Regions from separate parts of the Homo sapiens genome. Here regions 2 and 3 are each linked to region 1. A link is a loop called in an ENCODE intact Hi-C map of the cell type or tissue named here. Cell type or tissue: B cell. All regions are shown on one strand. Region 1 overlaps SIPA1L3 (signal induced proliferation associated 1 like 3). Region 2 overlaps SIPA1L3 (signal induced proliferation associated 1 like 3). Region 3 overlaps SIPA1L3 (signal induced proliferation associated 1 like 3).

Region 1 (8,000 bases):
AGAGCCAGGAAATTGGGGCAGAAGCTCCTGCTGTGGTCCATGGTCCTGCCTGTGGGGGTGTGAAGGAGGGGTGAGCCCATTTATATCTTGAAGGTGGAGCTGACAGTGAGTACTGATGGCCTGGATGTAGGGGTGAGAGAAAGAGAGGGGGCTAGGATGACCCTGAGGTTTGGGCCTGGACACCAGCTGAGGGGTGAAGATACTGCATTGAGGGACCCCAGGGTCGGGGTTTGCAGGGAGTGGCAGAAGGCCTTGTGAAGAATCAGAGACGTGGCTGAGTCTGTTCGGTGCTGGGTGCCCGTCAGACAGCTGCGTGAGATGGCAAGGAGACAGTTGGATACGCATACCTGAAGTTGAGAGAGGTCCAGGGGGGAGAAGGAAAAGTAGGGGTCCCCAGCACAGAGGTGTTGAAATCACGAGGAGAGCCGTGTGGATGGGGAAGAGCGAAGCTGTGCGGAGAGACGGCGAGGAATCAGCGAAGGAGGCTGGGGAGGGAGTGCCAGTGAGGAGGGAGGAGACCTGGAGAGTATGGACCCCTGCAGTGAGGCAGGAGGTTGATGAGGGCCCGAGGTGATTGCTAGATGGGAGGCACAAAAGGCTGAAGGGAGCAGGTTCAAGAGAGACGGGGCTTTGTTGAGGCCTGTGAAGGTGTGACTACACGTGTTGTTTGTTGCTTTCTCTCTGTTCAGGCCACACCTGGCACACAATAGCTGCACAATAAAAATGTGTTAAATTAATGTCTTCATGGATTGGGGAGAGGTTAGAACGCAGAGGAGCCCTTGGAATTGGGGGTCGTCACTGTGGAGTATGGCAGAAGTGTGTTCTATGGACCTGGGCTCCTGTCCCCAGATGATGATGGGGAAGGAGAATCAGAAACATAACCCAGACATCTGGGCGCCCCCCAGACCATTTACTTAGTGCCTGGTGCCACCAACAGGACTGACGTGGCATCCCCATCTAGAGAATGAGTCTAATAATAATACTGACTCATGGAGCTGTTGTCAGGAATCAATGAGATAATGCTGTAAAACATCATCAGTGTTTGATAGGCTTGAGCTGTTGTTACAAGTTAAATCCTATCATTACCATTATTCTGGCTTCATGGCCCTCACCACCTAGTGGGGGAGATAGATATCAAATAATCAGGCTGGGCGCAGTGGCTCACACCTGTAATCCCAGCACTTCGGGAAGCCAAGATGGGCAGATCACTTGAGGTCAGGAGTTCGAGACCAGCCTGGCCAACATGGTGAAACCCCGTCTCTACAAAAAATACAAAAAGTAGCCAGTGTGGTGATGCGTGCCTGTAATCCCAGCTACTCGGGAGGCTGAGGCACAAGAATCACTTGAACCCGGGAGGCGGAAGGTTGCAGTGAGCTGAGATCATGCCACTGCACTCCAGCCTGGGTGACAGAGTGAGACTCTGTCTCAAAAAAAAAAAAAGATACCAAATAATCACTCAGCCACGTAATTTAACTGTGGCAATGAAACTATAAAGAAAAGGTACACAGCCACTCGAGAGGCTAAGGTGGGAGGATCGCTTGAGCCCGGGGGGTCGAGGCTGCAGTGAGCCATGATCACGCCACTGCACTCCAGCCTGGGTGACAGAGCAAGACCTTGTCTCAGGAAAAAAAGAAAGAAAAAGTGCAGGGGGCCTTGAGAGAGAATAACAGGCAGGAAGGAGGTGGGGGTCTTATTCCAGGCTGGGGTGGGCGTGGGAGTGTCAGAGGAGGCTTTTCTGAAGAAGCAACCTGTGAAGCTCGACGGGGAGGATGAACAGGAACTAGCCTGGGGTGGGCTGGAGGCTGGGGCATTTTGGCTGGGAGAATAGTCTGTGTGCAGGTCCAAGGTGTCGCAGGTGGGGAGGAACTGGGTGTGTTGGAGGAGCAGAGTGCGGGAAGGAAAACTTGGGTCAGCTGGTCTGGTGAGCCACGGTAGGAGATTTGGACTTTCTTCCCACAGCCCCTGGGAGCCACAGAAGGGTTTTCAGGGGAGAAGTGATACAACTTCATTTAATTCTTTCTAAACTTCTGTGTGCACTTTCAAGCCTTGATGTCCTGACACTCTTCCTCCCCCAGGACAGTTTGTACCGCTCCAGGGTCACGTCAGAGACTCCAGAGCCGCCTCCACCACTGTGATTCCTTGAAGCTTTTTGCCGTCATCTGGCCACTCAGTCGGCGGGGTTGAGAGGAGCTTTCTATAGACGAGAAGGTGCCCTGGTTCTCGACTCATCAGCCTCTAGGAAAGAAGCAGCTTGCTGGTCCATCCCAGGCTGCTGGGAGGCCCGAGAAACAGGTCACAGCAGCCCCGCCTCCTCCATAGACCTCCAGGCCTCTCAAAAGGGACCCCCACCTGCTGCCCGCAAAGATGGCCTCATTTCCTCTCAGGCCCAGCGCTGCCAGCAGCCTGTCCCCCCTCCTCATTTCCCTATTTCTTTTGAGTGGCCAGATGACAGCACAAAGCTTCAAGGTCGGGGGCCGTGGGGTGGTGGTGGAGTCTTTGACCTCATGCCGATCAACGTGCTTCTCTCGGTTCCCTGTTCTGGGCCCTGCCCTGGAAAGAGGCAGGGTGGCCGGGGAGGGGAGTTTCCAGATTACCTGTGTCTCCTGGGCATGGCACAGGAAATGACTCCTTCATAGGCTGAGAGTTTTGGGAGGCCCTGTGCCACAACCCCCCAGCAAGAGCCCACATGAATCCGCCATCTCGCCCGCAGCCTGGGGATGCTGCTGGATTTTCCGGGTGTGGAGGGGCCCAGGTCCCCCGAGCAGCTCCTCTGACCCCGCAACCCGGCATCTCCTGTGCCCGAGTGGCGTCTGTCAGTTGCTCAGTAAGTGGAGGGCTTTGCTGTCCCTTCTGCTGTACCCACAGCTGCCCGCTCAGAGCAAGGTGGCTCTGATCCTGCAGGAGGGGGCTCTCTTTGAGAGCACTTGGGTGTATCGTGTCTCAGAAAACCCACATGGCTTGTAGCTGTGGCTGCCTAACAGCACCACCTGGGTGGTTGAGTGGCTCTTCCAGAGACCCTTAAGTGGATGGGCTCCCCAGCCAGGCGTGGTCCCCACTGCTAAGTATGTTATAGGTGTTGACCCACTTAGTCCTCCCAAAAACCCTGTGAGGCAGGCACTATCCAGTTTTACACATGAGGAAACTGAGGCACGGATAAGTTGGGTTGTTTGCGTGAGCCACACAGGTAGGAAGTGGCAGAACCAGGATTTGAACCCAGACCATCTGGCTTCATAATCACTCTGCTATACTTCCTGCCAGCCTGTTCTCCCCCGCCGACACACACGCACGCACACACGCACGCACTCACACACACTCCTACACATTCCTCTCTCTGTCATATCACCTGGTTTATTTTCTTCATGGCACATATCACAGTGGATTTGTGGGCTTGTGTATTGCCTGTCTACACCCTATAGTATAGCCTGTGAGCTCCTGTTTGACCATAGGAATTCTGTGTCTTGTGCATTGCCATATCCCCAGCATCTAGAACAGGACCTGGCCCGAAAGAGCTGCTCAGTAAATATTTGTTGAATGAATGAACCGACATGGCCAGTGACACAATGTCTCACTGGGTAGGTTTGTGTTATTTTTTCCTCCTTCGACCTCGATCCCTCCTGCCACTCACTTTATAGTAGAGGCAGTCACAGGCGATCTGTGGGTAGAGCGATGATTGAACCCGGGCCGGGCTGACCCCAGAGCGCACGCTCCTTTGCCCGCCCCTGCCACACTGGTATCTTTCCCTTGATGCTGACGGAGGGATGTGACACCGCAGCCAGCCAGGTCTCCTCATGGAGGGCCTCGGACCACGTGTCATTTTAGAGACCCCAGCGGCAGTCCAGATCCTGAAGTCCGACCTTTGATTCAGGAACAGAGCAGCTGCAGGAGTGCCAGGCTGGGCTTTCTGGTCCTGTCTCTCATCCTCAGCTCCAGTCAGCTGGGGATTAACCCCCTGCCGTCATCAGGAGAAATACAACATGGGAAACCGGCGGTAACTCCACTGTGGTAAAGGATGTGAGGGAAACAGTGACCCACTGCAGAGGGTTTCCTGAGCTCTCGTGCACAGAGAATCGTGCGTGTGCCTCTGGGTGGGCAGGGGACATGCAGCCTGGGTGAACATTTCCCATACACTAGGATGAATTGGCCCTTCCTGTTCATGCCTCTAATGCCCCATTTCCCTCCTACAGAGATTTTCTCTTGTTTAACAATTAAAAGATAGCAGGCTGCTTTGTGGTTCTCAGTCAGGATGCTTTTTAGTTGCAAGTAACAACCCTGGCACCATCTGGCCAATGGTTAAGACATGTGATGTGTTCTAGAAGCCCAGGGGTGGATGGGCACCAGGTGGATAGGATCAGCAGCTCAAGCATGTCTGTCAGGGACTCAGGTTCTCAGCCTCCAAAGGCCTCTGTATGCCTCTTGGTTCCAGAATGGCTTCCAGTGATAATCAGGGCCACTTGCCCTTGTCCACAGGCATCAGGAGAGAGAGAACACACCCCACTGATGGTTATAAGTGGTTCCCCTCAGTCTACAGCTGGTCCAGCTGAGGTCACGTGCCCCTCAACCAGGCCGGTCAAGTTACTAGAGGAATGCCACATCCTGATCACTCTTGACCAACTGGGTTCTGTTGTCTAGTAGCTGAAAAAAGCAGAAGTGGAAACTGAGTAGACAACCATTAATGCCTGCCAAGCTCAGTCCCTGACCAAGTCCCCTCCCTAAGTTAGCAAATCGTGTCAGGCCCAACAGATTTTGTGGCATTTGAGAACAAAGAAGTGTGGTTTTCTTTTGAAGAAGTTTAGTGACTTGCGTCCAATTTCTGCCTCCTGCATCATCCACCCTCAGTTAACACCCAAAAAAGGGGGCAGGCTGGGCGCGGTGGCTCACACCTGTAATCCCAGCACTTTGGGAGGCTGAGGCGGGCAGATCATGAGGTCAAGAGACCATCCTGGCTAACACGGTGAAACCCCGTGTCTACTAAAAATACAAAAATTAGCTGGGTGTGGTAGTGCACACCTGTAGTCCCAGCTATCGTGAGGCTGAGGCAGGAGAATCGCTTGAACCCAGGAGGTGGAGGTTGCAGTGAGCTGAGATTGCGCCACTGCACTCCAGCCTGGGCGACAGGGCGAGACCCCATCTCAAAAAAAAAGCGGGGGGTGGACAGGGGGCAAGTGGAGTCTGGCTGCCAAAGACTACTTGTCTGATGGTGGGGAAAAAAAATGGGTGTCTCCTCCCTTGTCACTGGGAAGGTTTTTGTTTCTCTTTCCATCTTCATCCTCTATAGGTCCTTTCATTCCTTCCCCCAGTCTGAAATATTTCCGGTGTGTCTGTAGCTGTGCACACATCCTTGCAAAATATATATTGAGGTTTGAGTAAAGAGTCAGCTTCCGGGGTTTGGAGCTCTGTATCTCATTCTTTCGGTTTCTTCTGGTTTTCACCAAATAGCATGTGTTCGCCATCTAGCCACGTTGCTGGATGTGTGTCCAGTGTATGGCGTCTGGCAGCTGAACAGTTGTACATGCTGTACATCTGCCACGGCTCACGTGTCTGGTCCCCTGGTGTTGGGCATCCAGGTTGCCCCTAGCTCCACCCCACTTCAAACCATGCTTCAAGTGAGCATCCGCCTACCTTTGCCTTAGGAACCCATGGGGCTTACCCCCAGGAGTCAGTTGCAGCCGGAGATAGGCATTCTCTCTCCCCAGGGGTGGGATTAAGGCACCTGCCACAACACCCAGCTAATTTTTGTACTTTTGGTAGAACTGGGGTTTTGCTCCATTGGCCAGGCTGATCTTGAACTCCTGAGCTCTCTATGAGGCTGCTCTGACCCGCGTTCCCCCGAGAGCACAGGAGGGTCCCGCTTCCCCATACCTCTCGCCACTTTGCTGTTGTCCTGCTTCCCAGTTTCACCAATCCGAAGGGTGTCAAGTGGGGTCTCCGGGGTTTTAATGCTCTGATGGTGAGTCTGGCTGAGTGCCTCTTCATGCCCCTGTTAACCTAATTCAGGCTCCCCTTTCCAAGAGAGGCCCAGTCAGCACAGGCATTGGAAGGCAAATTCTGGAGCCGGTGACCTGCGTTTGAATCCTGACCCTGCCATGTAACCCAGCAAGTTAGTTCACCTCTCTGAGCCTCAGAGCTGCCATAAATATAAAATGGAAATAATAGTAGTATCTATATTGTAAGGTATTTTGAGGATTAAATGAGATAATATATGTAAAGCATTTAAGACAGTGCTGGCTGGGCATGGTGGCTCACGCCTGTAATCCCAACACTTTGGGAGGCCGAGGCAGGTGGATCACTTGACGTCGTGAGTTCGAGACCAGCCTGGCCAACATGATGAAACCCCGTCTCCACTAAAAATGCAAAAATTAGCCCGACGTGGTGGCGCATGCCTGTAATCCCAGCTACTCAGGAGGCTGAGGCAGGAGAATCCCTTGAACCCAGGAGGCAAAGGTTGAAGTGAGCCAAGATCACACCACTGCACTCCAGCCTGGCCAACAGAGTGAGACTGTCTCAACAATAACAACAACAACAAAAAAACAGCGCCTAACACATATGTGATCTGAAAGCATTAGCAATTATTATCACTATCACCGTCATTATTATTGTTTTAAAGTTTCTAAACTTTCAAATGTTGTATCCTTTCACTTTCAATGCACGTCAGAATGGCTCTGCCTGTGGAGGAATTTCTGGCTTCTCCTGGGTCGTCCAAGAGACAATATAGTCAAAGTTGTCCGAAGAGCAGGCTTGGAGCTACTCCTTTCTTTCACATTTGAGTCGAGTGCTGTATATTCATTTCCACGTGTGTAGTTTTTAATTTTTAAAAGTATGATGTGTGCGCTGGGCATGGTGGCTCATGCTTGTAATCTCAGCACTTTGGGAGGCTGGGGCTGATGGATCACTTGAGGCCAGGAGTTCAAGACCAGCCTGGGCAACATGGCGAAACCCCATCTCTACAAAAAATACAAAAGTTAGCCCGGTGTGGTGGCACACACCTGTAATCCCAGCTACTCCAGAGGCTGAGGCGGGAGAATCACTTGAACCTGGGAGGCGGAGGTTGCAGTGAGCCAAGATCATGCCACTGCACTCCAGCGTGGGTGACAGAGCTAGATTCTGTCTTAAAAAGAAAAGAAAATATATGTAAAGTGTTTAGAGCAGTGCCTGGCACATGGTAAATGCTATAGTCATGTTTGTGGATATCACTACATTTACCAGAGTTTTCTCCTCTGGGTAGCACATAGGTTTTAATGTGACGTGATAAATACTTTTTCTTCACAGCTAGCATTTGTCTCTGATGACTATCTCTAGACATGTTCTCACGTTAGCATGTTAAATGTACCCTCTTTCTTTTTAATGACTGCCTGTATCATATGGACATATCAAAATGTATTTACTGATTCTTTAATGAGAGACTCTTGGGTTTCATCTTTTCGTCTTTCTCAAGTAGTGCTGCAGTGGGGAGCCTCGTCCAAGAAGCTCTGGGTTCTTGAGCCAGTGTTTTTACTGGAGCCAGAATTGCTGGGTCCAGGGATATGCATGGTTTTGATGTAATGAACTGACAAGTTGCCCTCAAAGACGGTTCTGCCACTAGAACCTGGTGTATCCCCACCAACAGAATACAGACCTGTTGGTTTTGATTTGTTTCTTAGTTTGGTTTGGTTTTTTTGTTTGTTTGTTTGAGACAGGGTATCTCTGTGGCCCAGGCTGGAGTGCAGTGGCTCGATCTTAGCTCATTGCAGACTCGAACTCCTGAACTCAAGTGATCCTCCCACCTCAGCCTCCTGAGTAGCTGGGACCACAGGCACACACCACCACACCTGCTAACTTTTTAATTTTTTTGTAGAGACAGGGTCTTGCTATGTTGCCCAGGCTGGTCTTGAACTCCTGGTCTCAAGTAGTGTTCCCGTCTTGGCCTCCCAAAATGCTGGGATCGCAGGCGTGAGCCACCACGCCCCACTTGAGTTGTTTTAGTAATGGGGAATTTCAGGCATTTACAGGGGTAGAAATAGCAT
Region 2 (8,000 bases), 120 kb before region 1:
GGAGGCTGAGGCAGGAGAATAGCTTGAATCCGGGAGGCAGAGGTTGCAGTGAGCTGAGATTGCGCCACTGCACTCCAGCCTGGGTGACAGGGCTAGACTCTATCTCAAAAAAAAAAAAAAAAGTATATATACTAAATATGTAAACCAGTAACATAGTCATTTATTATCCTTATCAAGTGTTATGTACTGTACATGGGCTGGGTGTGGTGGCTCACGCCTGTAATCCCAGCACTTTCGGAGCCTGAAGTGGGCGGATCACCTGAGATCAGGAGTTCTAGACCAGCCTGGCCCACATAGTGAAACCCTCTCTCTACTAAAAATACAAAAATTAGCTGGGCGACGTGGCGTGCACCTGTAATCTGAGCTACTCAGGAGGCTGAGGTAGGAGAATTGCTTGAATCCAGGAGGCAGAGGTTGCAGTGAGCCGAGATCACACCACTGCACTCCAGCCTGGGGAATAGAGGGAGACTCTGTCTCAAAAAAAAAAAAAAAAGATTATGTACTGTACATGATTGTATGTGTTACATTGTCTTTTACGTGACTGGAAGCACAGTAGGTTTATTTACACCAACACCACGACAAACAGGTGAATAATGCATGGCTCTCCGACCTCCCCGTGGCTCATGTCACTAGGCAATAGGAATTTTTCAGCTCCATGGTCGTCTTGTGGGACCACCCTTGTAAATGTGGTCCATTGTTGACTGAAACAGTGTTATGCAACACATGACTGCGTTAAGGTGGAGGGTGTTGAAATTTTGGGAAGGGTGGCCAGGGATGGCCTCCTTGGGAAAGTGGCCAGACCTGAAGGAGGTGAGGGAGTGGGAACAGCCAGTGCAAAGGCCCTGAGGTGAGGGGCCTGGTAAGATTGAGGCCCACATGGCTGGAGCGGAATGAGCCCAGGAGAGTGGGAGGGATGAGGGTAGAGAGGAGATATTTGCAGATCTCTTAGGGTCCTGCACAGGTTTGTCTTTTCTCTGATTGAGAAGGTTAAGATTTTTCAGGGTTGATTGATTTATTACTTTTTTTTTTTTTTTTTTTTTTGAGACGGAGTCTCACTCTGTTGCCAGGCTGGAGTGCAATGGCCCAATCTTGGCTCGCTGCAAGCTCCGCCTCCCAGGTTCAAGCGATTCTCCTGCCTCAGCCTCCTGAGTAGCTGGGACTACAGGCACGCACCACCATGCCCAGCTAATTTTTGTATTTTTAGTAGAGATGGGGTTTCACCATGATGGCCAGGATGGTCTCAAACTCTTGACCTCGTGATCCACCCTCCTTGGCCTCCCAAAGTGCTGGGATTACAGGCGTGAGCCATTGCGCCCGGCCGATTTATTACACTTTTGAAAAGTTTGACTAGTGACCACATGTACAAGGAACCAAAGCAACAAAAATAGGGCACCCAGTTCCCTTCCCAAGAGACCACCACAATTCCAGTTTCCTGATGGTGACCAGTTCCTTGACACTACATTATCTGAGTGAGTTTCCTGTCTTGTATTAGGTTGGACTGCCTGACATTGTGCTTTCGTGGGTCAAGAATGGTTGAATATTGGCAATTTTATGAGGTTCAGCCTAACAGCTTCCTTTCAGGAACATGAGGAATTTGGCCAATCCTTTCTTGCTGTGAGGGTTGGTAGTCCTCCCCCGATTCCTCCTGCATCTCACCATCCTCTTTCAGTGACAGGCCCAACAGTGCCTGTAACACCAGGGCGTGAAAACCCCTGCCCTACTTGTGGCCTCAAACCAGGGCTTGCTATTAAGCCCAGCAAGAGGCTGCCCCTTTTCCACGGGGACCTCACCTGGCTTCTGATGTTCGTCACTTTGGCTTTCTGCGTCTTGGTGCCACCAGTTTTGAAATCACAGCTCCCAGAGGGAGGGGCACCCGCGGACTCTTGCTGGGTGTTTGGTGTGACTCACATGGTGGGGGTGCTCTCTGGAACCCGTGGGCATTCTGCATCAGTCACCCATCAGAGTAGCTGGCAGAGCACCCAGCTTGAGGTGTCTGTGGGAATCTCTGCGGGGACCAGGTGGCTCAGGCTTGGGGAGGGGGCCTGAGGAGCCGTGCACCTCCCTGTAGCGATGGGAGACTTGCAAGTCGTTGTGGAACCAGGGCACTGGCCTCGGTCCTGTGGGAGCGGGTGGGGGTGAAATAACCTTAAAGGAGATATGGCGCCAACTTTGGAAGAGCTCAGTCGGGAAGTTGTGTCAGTTGGTAAGCCTTTGGCTGCAAACAGTAGTAACAGCATCAGCAGCAACAACTGCAGCAGCAAGTAGGCAATGTATGTAGCGTCTGCTGCATGCAAGACACTGTGCCGGGCCCTTCACATGAAGCCACTCCTTTAAGCCTCCCGACAACCCTGGAAGATATTATTCTCCCTTTGCAGATGAGGTAACTAAATTTGAATAACTTGTTCAAGGTCAGGCAGCTAAAAAAAGGTGGTGGCATGATTTTTTTTTTTTTAGATTCAGAGGGTACATGTGAAGGTTTGTTACATGAGTATATTGTGTGATGCTGAGGTTTGGGGTACAGATCCTGTCACTCAAATAGTGAACAGAGTACCCAATAGGTAGATTTTCTTTTCCTTTTTTTTTTTTTTTTGAGATGGAGTCTCGCTCTGTCACCCAGGGTGGAGTGTAGTGGCGCAATTTCAGCTCAGTGCAACCTCCGCCTCCCGGGTTTAAGCAATTCTCCCTACCTCAGCCTCCCGAGTAGCTGGGATTACAGGTGCCTCCACCAACCATGCCCGGCTAAACTTTTTTGTATTTTTTAGTAGAGATTGGATTTTGCCTTGTTGGACAGGCTGGTCTTGAACTCCTGACCTCAGGTGATCCACCCACCTTGGTCTCCCAAAGTGCTGGGATTACAGGCGTGAGCCACTGCGCCTAGCCCCCAGTAGGTAGATTTTCAACCCTTGCCCCATTCCTTCTTGGTTTTTGGAATTCTCAGTGTCTGTTGTTCGTGTGTGTGTGTGTGTGTGTGTGTGTGTGTGTGTGTGTGTACGTACCCAATGTTTAGCTCCCACTTAGAAGTAAGAACATGGGGTGTGTGTGTATATGCAATGTTTAGCTCCCACTTAGAATAAGAACATGGGGTGTGTGTGTGTGTGTGTGTGTGTGTGTGTGTGTGTGTATGCAATGTTTAGCTCTCACTTGTAAGAACATGGGGTGTGTGTGTGTGTGTGTGTACGTGTACGCAATGTTTAGCATCCCACTTAGAAGTAAGAACATTGGATATTTGGTTTTCTGTTTGTGCATTCATTCACTTAGGATAATGGCCTCCAGCTACATCCATGTTGCTGCAATAGACATGATTTCATTCTTGTTTAATGGCTGTGTAGTATTCCATGGTATATATGTACCACATTATCTTTGTCCAGTCCGCTGTTGATGGGCATCCGGGTTGATTCCCTGGCTTTGTGGGTTGATTCACATGCTATCGTGAAGAGTGCTGCGATGAACGTAGGAGTGCAGGTGTCGTTTGGTAGAATGGTTCCTTTTCCTTTGGGTAGATACCCAGAAATGGGATTGCTGGGTCGAACGGTAATTCTATTTTTAGTTCTTTGAGGAATCTTCAAACTGCTTTCCCCAGTGGCTGAGCTAATTTACATTCCCACCAACAGTGTATCAGCATGGTGACGTGATTTGGATTCAGGCAGTCTGACTCCAGAGCTGTATCTTAACTCTAAAGCTCTGTGTGCTACTGCAGTGGTTTTCAAACCCGAGCAAGACCAGGTGTGGTGGCTCACATCTGTAATCCCAGCACTCTGGGAGGCCGAGGCAGGTGGATCATTTGAGGCCAGGAGTTCGAGGCCAGCCTGGGCAACATGGTAAAACCCCATCTCTACTAAAAATGCAAAAATTAGCCGGGTGTGGTGGCACATACCTGTGGTCCCAGCTATTCGAGAGGCTGAGGCAGGAGAATTGCTTGAACCTGGGAGGCTCTGAGAGGTTGCAGTGAGCCAAGATCATGCCACTGCACTCCAGCCTGCGCAACAGAATGAGTGAGACTCCGTCTCAAAAAAAACAAAAAACCCTAGCAAGGATCAGAATCCCCAGAGGGCTAGGTAAAACACAGATTGCTGGGCCCCATCTGATTCTGTAAGTTCCTGATTCTGTAAGTCTAGCTTGAGAATTTGCATTTTGTGGTGACACTGGTGCCCCTGGTCCAGGAAGCACGTTTTGAGAACCATGAGCTACTGTAATAGGAAGCCCAAATGAAATTGGCCTGAAATAACGAGATTTATGATCTCATATAACAAAGAAGCCTGTAGGTAGGCAGCACAGCAGCACAGGAGTTGACTAAGCAGTTCCACAATGCCTGCAGGGACCCCATCCCTCTCCTTCAAGCCACTCTGCCATCCATGGTGTGTCTCCTGTGTCCCTAGGCTCCCTGCATGGCCACAAGATGACTGCCAAGGCTCCAGTTGGCACACACTGACAGTGCCACATCCAGCAGCAGAAAGAGGGCATCTCTCACTTGCTGTGTATCTCTTTAAGAGTGAGGAAACCTTTCATTGATTCCCTGCCTCCCAGATTTCCCTCATATCTCATTGGCCAGCATGGTGATATGTGACCCTGCCCAGAGAAACCAGCCAAGGGCCAATTAGGATTGACCCTCTGGGGCTGGGGCTGGGGCTGGGGCTGGAGCCGGGGCCAGCCTTACCTGAAGTAGGTAGCACAGGGAGGAGAGTGGCTACAGGAATGAAATCAGAGTACCATTTAGGAAAGGACTGGGAAAGGGGGAGGGATATTGGGTAGGCAGACAATTGGTTTTGCTGCAGAAATAAGTGGAACACAGGGAAAGCATAATGCCCATGCATTTTTGTCATCGTGCTTACCAGCTTTGTTTTGTAATTACCTGAATCAGGACTTAGCTTTTTGTTCTCTAATCATGCCCACCTTTGAAACTGTGCACAAAGTCCCAGTACCACAAGAACTCTGAATCTTGTTGGAATACCAAGTATTCTGTCTGGCAATTCAGGGAAACTTGAGTTGGGTGATGAGGCAGCAGTCTGAAGGTTAGAGTGCGAGGTCTTTGAGAGCACTCACTCACTCTGCCCAGAAACACCTGGGTCTCACCCATCTCTCTGCTCCTGACTCCCTCCCCCCTCCTCCTACCCTTCCTTGCAAAGGCTGTTTCCCCCTCTGAGGGCTGTTCTTGGATGAAAGGAGAGGATGCCAGTCAAGTGCTTACCCCCAGGGGCCAGCGCATGGTAAGTACTTAAGAACGTGGCCTCTGCTATTAACATATTAAATGTGACTTTTTATGTATGTATGTCTGTATCTATGTATGTATGTATGTGTTTGTTGTTTTTAGAGACAGTCTTGTTCTGTCACCCAGGCTAGAGTGCAGTGGTGTAATCATGGCTCACTGCAGCCTTGATCTCCTGGGCTCAAGCAATCCTCCCGCCTCAACCTCCCATGTGGCTGGGACCACAGGTGCATGCCACCGTGCCTGGCAAATTTTTTTTTTTTTTTTTTAGTTGGAGTCTCACTCTGTTTCCCAGGCTGGAGTGCAGTGGCGCGATCTCGGCTCACTGCAACCTCTGACTCCCTGGTTCAAGCGATTCTCCTGCCTCAGCCTCCCGAGTAGCTGGGACTACGGGCGCCCGCCACCACACCCGGCTATTTTGTATTTTTAGTAGAGACGGGGTTTCACTGTGTTAGTCTCGATCTCCTGACCTCATGATCCTCCCACCTTGGCCTCCCAAAGTGCTGGGATTACAGGCGTGAGCCACCGTGCCCAGCCCATGCCTGGCTAATTTTTTAATCATTCATAGAGACGAGGTCTCACTTTGTTGCCCAGGCTGGTCTCGAACTCCTGGGGCTCAAGCGATCCTCCCACTTCAGCCTCCCAAAGTGCTGAGATTACAGGTGTGAGCCACCGTGCCCAGCATAAATGTGACTTATAATAAATATTTTATAATCCTGCACCCCCTTACCAAAAAAAATCTATGAAGAGTGACCATCCCTTTTGCAGACTGAAATTTCCTGAGGATACCTGTTGCTACTGCTCGTGGCCACACTGTAAAGCCATTGCCCTTTGAGATTGCAAAGGGCTGAGGAATGCAGTGTGGGCTCTGAGCCAGACTGCTGAGTGCAAGTTCTTGATCCATCTTGGGCTCCCTGTTTTACTTTGGGCAAGCCACTTAGCCTTGCATGTCTTAGTTTCCGTATCTGTAAGGTGGAGCTGGTAATGGTACTGTCCTCCTAGGTTGTTGGGAGGATTCGAATGCATCAAAGCACGTGACATGCTTAGACACCCCTCCCCCCCAACCCCCAACAGCACCCGACCCAAAGCAGCACTCATACAATATGTATCAGCTAATCTTTGAATATTCTGTGCCAGTTCATTCACAGGGGACTATAAGCTCCCTGTGGGCAGGATTTATGTGGTTTTTGTTTACTACTGTGTCCCAGTGCCTGACTCAGAATAGACATTGTTTACATTTGTGTGTGTGGATGAAAAGAAGGATGGTAAGAGCCTTTCTTAATTTCTTTTCCTTCAGCTGCCTGGAATTTAAACTCTGACCTGAGCTGATTACTCGGTATTTTGAAGGAATAAAGTGGACCTGACTGACTCTGAGGGCAGCATGTGATAAGTGCAGCTGATTGTTGAGCATTTTTGTGAGCCACAAGCATAGTGCTCACCATAAAGATCTCACTTGGCCAGGCACAGTGGCTCATGCCTGTAATCCCAGCGCTTTGGGAGGCTGAGGAGGGAGGATCGCTTGAAGCTAGGAGTTTAAGACCAGCCTGGACAACACAGTGAGACCCTTGTCTCTACAAAAATAATAATAAAGCTCTCACTGACTCTTCATCCCATTTCATAGATGAGGAAACTGAGGCCCAGTGGGAGCACCTGCTTCTTCTTACAAGAGGAGATCTAAAGTAGTGGTTAAGGCCGGCCGCGGTGGCTCATGCCTGTAATCCCAGCACTTTGGGAGACCAAGTCAGGTGGACCTCCTGAGGTTGAGAGTTCAAGACCAGCGTGGCTAACATGTTGAAACTCCGTCTTTAATAAAAATAAAAAAAAAAGTAGCTGGGTGTGATGGTGCACGCCTGTAATCCCAGCTACTTGGGAGGCTGAGGCAGGAGAATCCCTTGAATCCAGAAGGCGGAGGTTGCAGTGAGCTGAGATCGCATCACTGCACTCCATCCAGCCTGGGTGACAGAGCAAGACTCTGTCTCAAAATAAAATAAAATAAATAAATAAAGTAGTGGGTAAAAACTGGAACCTTGGAGCTCCTCTGCTTGGGTTAGATCCCCACCCCAGCACTTTCTTCCTGTGTGACCTCCAGCCTATGACTTATTCGTTGAACTTCTCATCTGTAAAATAAGAATGCTGATAGTTCCTCCTTAGAGGGTCGCTGTGAGGGTTAGGAGAGAGAATTCATATGTAGCACTTAGAACAGCGCCTTGTGCAGTGAGCATTCCGGTTGTGGTTGTTATTATTAGCCAGCCAAAGCCGTTCAGTTGTGCTTCCAAAGCTGGCTGGAAGAGTCCAGCGACCGTGTTTAATCATTAAGCTGCATTGCCTCTGTGAGCTAGTGCCTCCTCTGCACGGGCCAAGGAGCCCGCCTTTAGATTGTACGGTTCTGAATGAAGCATCCAGGCGCAAGCTCAGGGCAGGGGACGGTGTGGGCACAAGTCCAGCCCTGGCTCTGTCAGTGAACAGGTGGCCTGTGCCTGAATCCGAGGTAATAGGCGAGCCGCCTTTGTTACCTTTGAGCTTTCTTTCAAGCCCATTCAGACTCCTCAGACCACGTGTCTGATGAGTAAGGAGGCCTTTTCTTTCCCTCCCCCAAAGGGAATGTTGGCAAAACAGCTTTCTTTGGGAACGCGCCTGTTCACGACGACCAGCCATCTCCTGGGGAACTCCGGTGGCTGGCTGGCGTGTTCCTGCGGCTGTTGAATAAGTCGCTGTTAGGAGCTGGCACGGCAGGTTCCCGTTTCCGCATTCCAGGCACCCACAGCGGGCTGGGGGCGGGCACCACTGAGGTCGGCCT
Region 3 (8,000 bases), 130 kb before region 1:
GCGTGTGTGTGTGTGTGTGTGTATCGACTGTTTTCTTCCTCCTCCCATACCATTCCCCAAAAAAGGAGGGGGTAGGGATCAAGCTACACCTATTTGTAACCCAGTTTTTTCAATTAATGGCTGGGCATGTCCTTCCAAGTCATTACATATAGATCTGGCTTATCCTTTTCAACAGCTGTACCCACATTCTTCAGTGCAGAGAGACCACGCTTTATTCCAGCATTCCCCCACTGCTGGTCCTTTAGGTTGTTCCTCTGAGATGTCTTTTTTTTTTTTTTGAGACGGAGTCTTGCTCTATCGCCCAGGCTGGAGTGCAGTGGCGCAATCTCAGCTCACTGCAAGCTCCGCCTCCTGGGTTCACGCCGTTCTCCTCTGCCTCAGCCTCTCCGAGTAGCTGGGACTACAGGCGCCCGCCACCACGCCCGGCTAATTTTTTGTATTTTTAGTAGAGATGGGGTTTCACCGTGGTCTCGATCTCCTGACCTCGTGATCCGCCCACCTCAGCCTCCCAAAGTGCTGGGATTACAAGCGTGAGCCACCGCGCCTGGCCCCTCTGAGATTTCTTTACCTCAGCAAACACACATCTAATAAGTATCCTTGGTGGTGGCTCAGGAGATCGAGACCATCCTGGCTAACACAGTGAAACCCCGTCTCTACTAAAAAATACAAAAAAATTAGCCAGGCGTGGTGGCCGGTGCCTGTAGTCCCAGCTGCTCAGGAGGCTGAGGCAGGAGAATGGCGTGAACCTGGGAGGCAGAGCTTGCAGTGAGCCAAGATTGTGCCACTGCACTCCAGCCTGGGCGACAGAGCGAGACTCCATCTATAAAAAAAAGAAAAAATTAGCAGGGTGTGATGATGAGAGCCTGTAATCCCAGCTACTTGGGAGGCTGAGGCAGGAGAATTGCTTGAACCAGGGAGGTGGAGGGTGCAGTGAGCCGAGATTGTACCACTGCACTCTAGCCTGAGTGACAAGAGTGACACTCTGTCTCAAAAAAAAAAAAGTATAAAAAGTATCCTTTCACATAGGCAGCATGGCCCAGTGGCTGAAGCACAAACTCTGGGGCCACATGGTCTGGGTTCACACTGTGACTCTATCCTATATTAGTTGTGATACCTTGGGCAAATCATGTGTCCTTCTGAGCCTTAGTGTCCTGATCTGAAAATGGGGATGATACCAGTGTCTTCCTTATAGGGTGGTTGTTGAGAGGTTTCATAAGATTATCTATGTCAAGCCTTCAGGGCAGGGCCAGCTGTGATCTTTTTTTTAGAGACAGGGTCACTCTGTTGCCCACGCTGGAGTGCAGTGGCGTCATCATAGCTCACTGTAACCTTGAACTCCTGGGCTCAAGTGATCCTCCCACCTCAGACTCCCTAGTAGCTGGGGCTACAGGTGTGCACCACCACACCCAGCTAATTTTTAAATTTTTGTAGAGATAGGGTCTCACACTATGTTGCCTAGACTGGTCTCGAAGTCCTGGCCTCAAATGATCCTCCCGCCTCAGCCTACATGTGTTCTTTCAAACCCAGAGAAATTCACAGGAAGAGCCAACTCAATCACTTGAAACACCAGGTAGAAATAAGAAAAAGTTATATTGCAGGGATCCCGCTTGGAGATGTTGGGGGCCTAAGGTGAGGGATCCAGCTGCCGCTGAAAGAAGGGAGGAGATTTGCCCAGGAAGACAGGAGCCAGTAAAGTGCCCTGACCACAGTGGGTGGTGGGGGTGAGGGGCTGGTGGTGGAGCATCAGTGGGAAATATCACTCCTCATATTTGCGAGAAGTGTGCCATGGTTGGAAGGTGGCTTAGGTGGCGGGCAGACCAAGTTCAAATCACAGTATAGCCACTAACTTGTAAGATGTGCACTGAGCTTTTTTCTTCATTGGCAAAATGGGTATGATAGTAGTCTTTACCTCGGGGGTCGCTGGAGACTGAATGAAATGTCTGCAAGACTTTCAGCACATTAGGCTGTCATTAGCCCTGTGCAGTTAGCTACTATTCTTATTTTATTGAGTTGACAGATGTGTTGAGACCCTGCTGTGAGCCAGGGTCCTATCCTAGGCACTGAGGATTCAGCAGTCAACAAGACAGACAAGATCCTTGCTGTCCTAGGGTTTACATTCTAGCCATTCTAGCCCGGGAAGACACACAATAAACAGGATCATTTCACTTTGTGTTTTTGAGATGGAGTCTCGCTGTCACCCAGGCTGGCACAATCTCAGCTCACTGCAACCACTGCCTCCCAAGTTCAAGCCCATCTCCTGCCTCAGGCTCCTGAGTAACTGGGATTACAGGCATGCGCCACTATGCCCTGCTGATTTTTGTATTTTTAGTAGAGGAGGGGTTTTGCCATGTTAGCCAGGCTGGTCTTGAACTCCTGACCTCAGGTGATCTGCCTACCTTGGCCTTGTACAGTGCTGGGATTACAGGCGTGAGCCACTGTGCCCAGCCTTTTCTTTCTTTTTTTTTTTTTTAATTAAAAAAAATCCTGGCTGGGCACAGCGGCTCACGCCTGTGATCACAGCACTTTGGGAGGCTGAGGCGGGCAGATCACGAGGTCAGGAGATCGAGACCATCCTGGCTAACAAGGTGAAACCCCGTCTCTACTAAAAATACAAAAATTAGCCAGGTGTGGTGACAGGCGCCTGTAGTCCCAGTTACTCGGGAGGCTGAGGCAGGAGAATCACGTGAACCTAGGAGGCAGGAGGAGGCGGAGTTTACAGTGAGCCTAGATTGCACCACTGCACTCCAGCCTGGGCGGCAGAGTGAGAGGCCGTCTCAAAAAAAAAAAAAAAAAAAAAATCCTGATCCTGCCTCTTCAGATAGTTTTAACTGTGATGGAGAAAATTTAACAGGGTAAGTGGAGAGCAAATGGCTGATGGGGCAAGATGGCGGTGGTTACCTTAGCTTTGATGGTCAGGGAAGGCCTCCCAGGCCTCTTTGAGGAGTCATGTGAACTGATACCTTAATGAGCAGTGGCACTGGCTATGCCGAAAGTTGAAGAAAGAACATTCCAGGTAGAGGGAACAGCAAGTGTTAAGGCCCGGAGGTGGGAGTGAGTTTGCTACAAAGAGTATCAGTTTGACTGGAGAAGAGTTAATTCCTAGTTTTCAAGTTGATACTACTTTAATTTTTTTTTTTTTTGTGGCAGGGTCTGCTCTGTCGCCCAGGCTGGAGTGCAGTGGCATGATCTCAGCTCATTGCAACCTCTGCTTCCTGGGCTCAAGTGATCCTCCTGCCTCAGCCTCCCAAGGAGCTGGGATTACAGGAATGTGCCACCACACCTGGCTAATTTTTTTTTGGTACTTTTAATAGAGGAGACAGGTTACACCATGTTGGCCAGGGTGGTCTCAAACGCCTGACCTCAGGTGATCTGCCTGCTTCAGCCTCCCAAAGTGCTGGGATTACAGGTGTGAGCCACTGCAGCCGGCCACATTTTTTCTATTTTTTGTAGAGACCTGTTTTGCCCAGGCTGATCTTGAACTTCTGGGCTCAGGTGATCCTCCACCCTCAGTCTTCCAAAGTGCTAAGATTACAGGCACGAGCCACCATACCTGGCCTACTTTTTTATAAAATAATAATAATGATAGCAGCTTACCTGGTGCTTACTCTGTGCTAGATGCTTTTCTAAGCATTTCACACATTCCTCAGTTAATCCTGACAGTAGTCCAGTGAAGTAATTAACTTGATCAAACTCATTTTACAGATGAGGAAACTGATTCCACCCTCCATGCTCTTCACCTGCATTCTAAACTCTTCCAGGGCCCTCCTTACCAGGCAGAGGCAAATTGAGGAAGTGGACACAGCATTTCCTTTCCTTGTTGTTTGACATGCAAAGCACTTTAGACTATATTTAGTACCTAATTGATGTGGCAGCAGGGGCCGCCTGGGATGTTGTGGCATCATTTTTGCTCTCAATGAGACACGATAGGGATGGTTTGGTGGTGGTTTCAAAACTAAAGACCCTCCAGCAGAGCCTGTCAAGTAAAACAAGGTTGACTGCTTGGTTGCCATACCAGGCACAGGTTAGCATGAAACAAAGTGTAGTGTCCAAGGAGAGGGAGCAGGGTGTCTCCTTTGGGTGAGCTTTGCAAGGGGACTTGGGACTTGGCTGGAAAAGGTGTTTTTTTTTGTTTGTTTGTTTTTGTTTTTTTTGAGTCAGAGGCTCGCTCTGTTGCCCACGCTGGAGTGCAGTGGTGTGATCTGGGCTCACTGCAACCTCCGCTTCCTGGGTTCAAGCGATTCTCCTGCCTCAGCCTCCTGAGTACCTGGAGTTACAGGCGCCCACCGCCACTCCCAGCTAATTTTTGTATTTTTAGTAGAGATGGGGTTTCACCATCTTGGCCAGGCTGGTCTCCAACTCCTCACCTCAAGTGATCCGACGGCCTCAGCCTCCCAAAGTGTTGAGATTACAGATGTGAGCCATGCACCCAGCTGGAAATGGTGTTTTAAGCACACTAGCCATGTGGGCTGTTAAAGTATCATACTATAGCCCATCAACTAAGACAATGATTCTTGGACCTGTAAGGGCCCCAGGTCCCTGCTCCGGCATCATGACCTGTGTGCACTTTGATTTGCTGTAGCGTGGGCGTATTTTGAATGAAGGGTAGCCCTGGTTAGATGTGAGGACAGTAGTGGGTGCTTTTAAGACTAAAAATATTGGGTGGGCATGGTGGCTCAGGCTTGTAATCCCAGCACTTTGGGAGGCCGAGGTGGGAGGATTACTTCAGACCAGAAGTTCAAGACCAGTCTGGGCAACATAGACCCCAACTCTGCAAAAAAAAAAAAAGTTTTTGTTTTTGAGACAGTTCTCACTCTGTTGCCCAGGCTGGAGTATAGTGGTATGATCACAGCTCACTGCAACCTCTGCCTCCTGGGTTCAAATGACTGTCCTGCCTTAGCCTCCACAGTAGCTGGGATTACAGGCGCCCACCACCACACCCGGCTAATTTTTATATTTTTAGTAGAGATGGGGTTTTACCATGTTGGCCAGGCTGGTCTCAAACTCCTGACCTCAGGTGGTCTTCCCGCCTCAGCCTCCCAAAGTGCTGGGATTACAGACGTGAGCCACCGCATCTGACCTCATCTCTGCAAAAAATTTTTAAATTAGCCAGGCTTGGTGATGTGCACCTATAATCCCAGCTACTCAGGAGGCTGAGGTGAGAGGATCACTTGAGCCCAGGCACTACCACACCTTGAGCCCAGGAGATCAAGGATACAGTGAGCTATGATCACACCACTCTGTGTCTAAAAAAAAAAAAAAAAAAAAAAGACTGAAAGTATGGAGAGCATCTTTCATCTGTCCATCTGTGAAACATTTCTTCACCTACCCTGTGTGTCAGGGTCCATGCTTGACACTGACAGTATAAAGTTGAATAAGACACTGGTTCTCAAAAGCCCACAACAGTGCTGTCTGTTAGAAATATAACGTGGGGCCGAGCGCGGTGACTCATGCCTGTAATCCCAGCACTTTGGGAGGCTGACGCGGGTGGATCACTTGAGTTCAGGAGTTCGAGACCAGCCTAGCCAACATGGTGAAATCCCATCTCTACTTAAAATACAAAAATTAGCTGAGTCTGGTGGCATGTGCCTGTAATCCCAACTACTCGGGAGACGGAGGCAGAGAATCACTTGAACCCTGGAGGTGACAGTTGCAGTGAGCCAAGATTGCACCACTGCACTCCAGCCTGGGCAACAGAGTGAGACTCCTTCTCAAAAAAAAAAAAATGTGGGTCACTGATGAGGCTCATATAGGTAATTAAAAATTTTCTAGTAGCCATATTTTGAAAAGTAAAAGGAAGCAGGAAAGTAATTTTAATGATATATTTTATTTCATCTAAAACATCATTTCAACATGTAATCAATATAGAAATTATTAGTGAGCTATTTTACTTCCTTTTTTCCACATTAAGCGTTTGACATACAATATGTATTTTACACTTTCAGCGTATCTCAGTTGGTACCAGCCATGTTTCAAGTGCTCGGTGGCTACATGTGGCTAATGGCTACCACATCGGACAGCACTGGCCGAGGGTATGAGATTCACGTGTAAATCAAAGGTGGTAGTTCAGTGATAGATCTGACATGCCACTCCTGTTTTATCTTGGCGGAGAAGGGCAGATGTATGATGAAAAGCAGGTTTATCACAAGCAGTTATAGCTAACCAAAGAGCTACTGTCCATCAAACTTGCTGTATGTGCCTGGCACTGTGCTTAGTGTTGGTGGGTGTTGCCTGTGTTCGGAGGTGCCAGGGACTACAGTTATTCCCATTTCACAGATGAGGAAGCTGAGATAAGGCAATGAGAGGTCACTTGCTCAAAGTTGGGAAGTGGCAGAGGCAGCATTTGAGCTCAGGTGCAGAGTGTATACTTTTAAACCTGTTTTATATGCTGTATTGGAGGGTGTTTAAGGGGGATAGGGTCTGAGTTTTGAGCAATGAAAACCATAGGAGGGACTTGTTGCACAAAATCGATTCTGAGGCCGGTCGTAGAAGATCATACCTGTAATCCTAACATTTTGGGAGGCCCAGGCAGGAGGATTGCTTAAGCCCAGGAGTTTGAGACCAGCCTGGACAACAAAGCAAGACTCCACCTCTACAAAAATTTAAAAAATTAGCTGGGTATGGTGGCTTGTGCCTGTGGTCCCAGCTACATGGGTGGCTGAGGTGGGAGGATTGCTTTAGGCCAGGAGGTCAAGGCTGCAGTGAGCCGTGATTGTGCCACTGCACTCCAGCCTGGGTGACGGAGAAAGACCCTGTCTCAAAAAAAAAAGAAGTCCCAGTTTGTCAGCATTAATCTCTGGGTTTACATTGGTGTCGGTGTGCTGGTTTGAGACCTGAATGATTGAGAGGTCCACTCCTTAAATTGACCTCTAGGTTTGCTGGAACCTGGAACCTTACCTCCCAGGAAAGAGAGGGGTCTTTGGGGAGTTGGGAGGAGGGTGAGCAGGGGGACTAAGGAAGGCAAGGAAAGGTCTTGGCGTGTTTGAAAGCTCATTTCTTTGTTTTTTGTTTGTTTGATTGTTTGTTTGTTTTTGAGACAGGGTCTTGCTCTGTCACCAGGCTGGAGTGCAGTGGCGCGATCTTGGCTCACTACAACCTCCACCTCCTGTGTTCAAGTGACTCTCCTGCCTCAGCCTCCCGATTAGCTGGGACTACAGGTGCGCGCCACCACACCTAGCTAATTTTTGTATTTTTAGTAGAGATGGGGTTTCACCATGTTGGCCAGGATGGTCTCAATCTCTTGACCTTGTGATCCGCCTGCCTCGGCCTCCCAAAGTGCTGGGATTATAGGCATGAGCCAGCATGCCCAGCCTGAAAGCTCATTTCTAAATTGCTGCTTTGGGGCCAGGCCTGGTGGCTTATGCCTGTAATCCCAGCACTTTGGGAGGATGAGGAGGGCGGATCACCTGAGGTCAGGAGTTCAAGACCAGACTGGTCAACATGGTGAAATCCCATCTCTACTAAAAATAGAAAAAATTAGCCAGGCATGGTGGTGGGCACCTGTAATCCCAGCTACTTGGGAGGCTGAGGCAGGAGAATCAAACGAACCCAGGAGGCAGAGGTTGCAGTGAGCCAAGATCACACCACTGCACTCCAGCCTGGGCGGCAGAGCGAGACTCGGTCTCAAAATAAATAAATAAATAAATAAATAAATAAATAAATAAATAAATAAACAAACTGCTGCTTTGGACATGAAACCTGTTGTGTCGCTGACTCTGGCCCTCATTGCTGTGTATTCTGGTGGGTGCTGTGGGCTCTGGTGGAAGCAACAGCAGAGCTTAGCTTGTGAATGTGTCTTACCCTTGCTGTGCTCCAAAGACATTGCCAGTGGATGGGGTGTGGGGAAGGGACATCACAGTGGTTTCCTCTGTCAACTCTATGAGAGTCGTGGTTCTAGACTTTTTGGAGGTGTCAGGTGCAGGTTGAATCCTGGCCTTCTACCTAAACAGGGCAGGTGCTGGAGATTCTCAGCTTGTTCCTGTCCCCAGATGGTGCTCACCACA

Evidence for each region. Peaks named below come from ENCODE experiments on the same cell type or tissue, not always from the same donor. Only the 100,000 strongest peaks of a DNase experiment are listed, where the experiment ranks them.
Region 2: a loop joins it to region 1, with 9 times the contacts of the local background. A loop is called at or near these places in 2 of 110 quality-filtered maps.
Region 3: a loop joins it to region 1, with 4 times the contacts of the local background. A loop is called at or near these places in 20 of 110 quality-filtered maps.

Annotation. Positions count from the first base shown.
Region 1 is chr19:38,043,951-38,051,950 of GRCh38, forward strand. The region is part of intron 2 of SIPA1L3 (signal induced proliferation associated 1 like 3); the gene reads left to right. Among named protein-coding and RNA genes, the nearest start is that of SNORD152, 120 kb to the right of the region's middle. RefSeq lists enhancers at 1,711-1,760, 2,491-2,870, 3,739-4,487, 5,141-5,670. In B cell, a CTCF peak has its summit at 947 (motif pointing left); DNase peaks (open chromatin) are centred at 2,461, 3,261, 4,701, 5,431 and 1 weaker place; H3K4me3 peaks cover 2,786 bases; H3K27ac peaks cover 7,326 bases.
Region 2 is chr19:37,924,572-37,932,571 of GRCh38, forward strand. The region is part of intron 1 of SIPA1L3 (signal induced proliferation associated 1 like 3); the gene reads left to right. Among named protein-coding and RNA genes, the nearest start is that of SIPA1L3, 21 kb to the left of the region's middle. RefSeq lists a silencer at 1,643-1,712. In B cell, no CTCF peak of the experiment used is centred here; DNase peaks (open chromatin) are centred at 2,330, 4,110, 7,380, 7,940 and 2 weaker places; H3K4me3 peaks cover 2,383 bases; H3K27ac peaks cover 7,609 bases.
Region 3 is chr19:37,911,249-37,919,248 of GRCh38, forward strand. All of the region lies in intron 1 of SIPA1L3 (signal induced proliferation associated 1 like 3), which reads left to right. Among named protein-coding and RNA genes, the nearest start is that of SIPA1L3, 8.0 kb to the left of the region's middle. RefSeq lists enhancers at 3,641-4,506, 4,507-5,372, 7,803-7,922. In B cell, no CTCF peak of the experiment used is centred here; a DNase peak (open chromatin) is centred at 3,813; H3K4me3 peaks cover 1,889 bases; H3K27ac peaks cover 7,576 bases.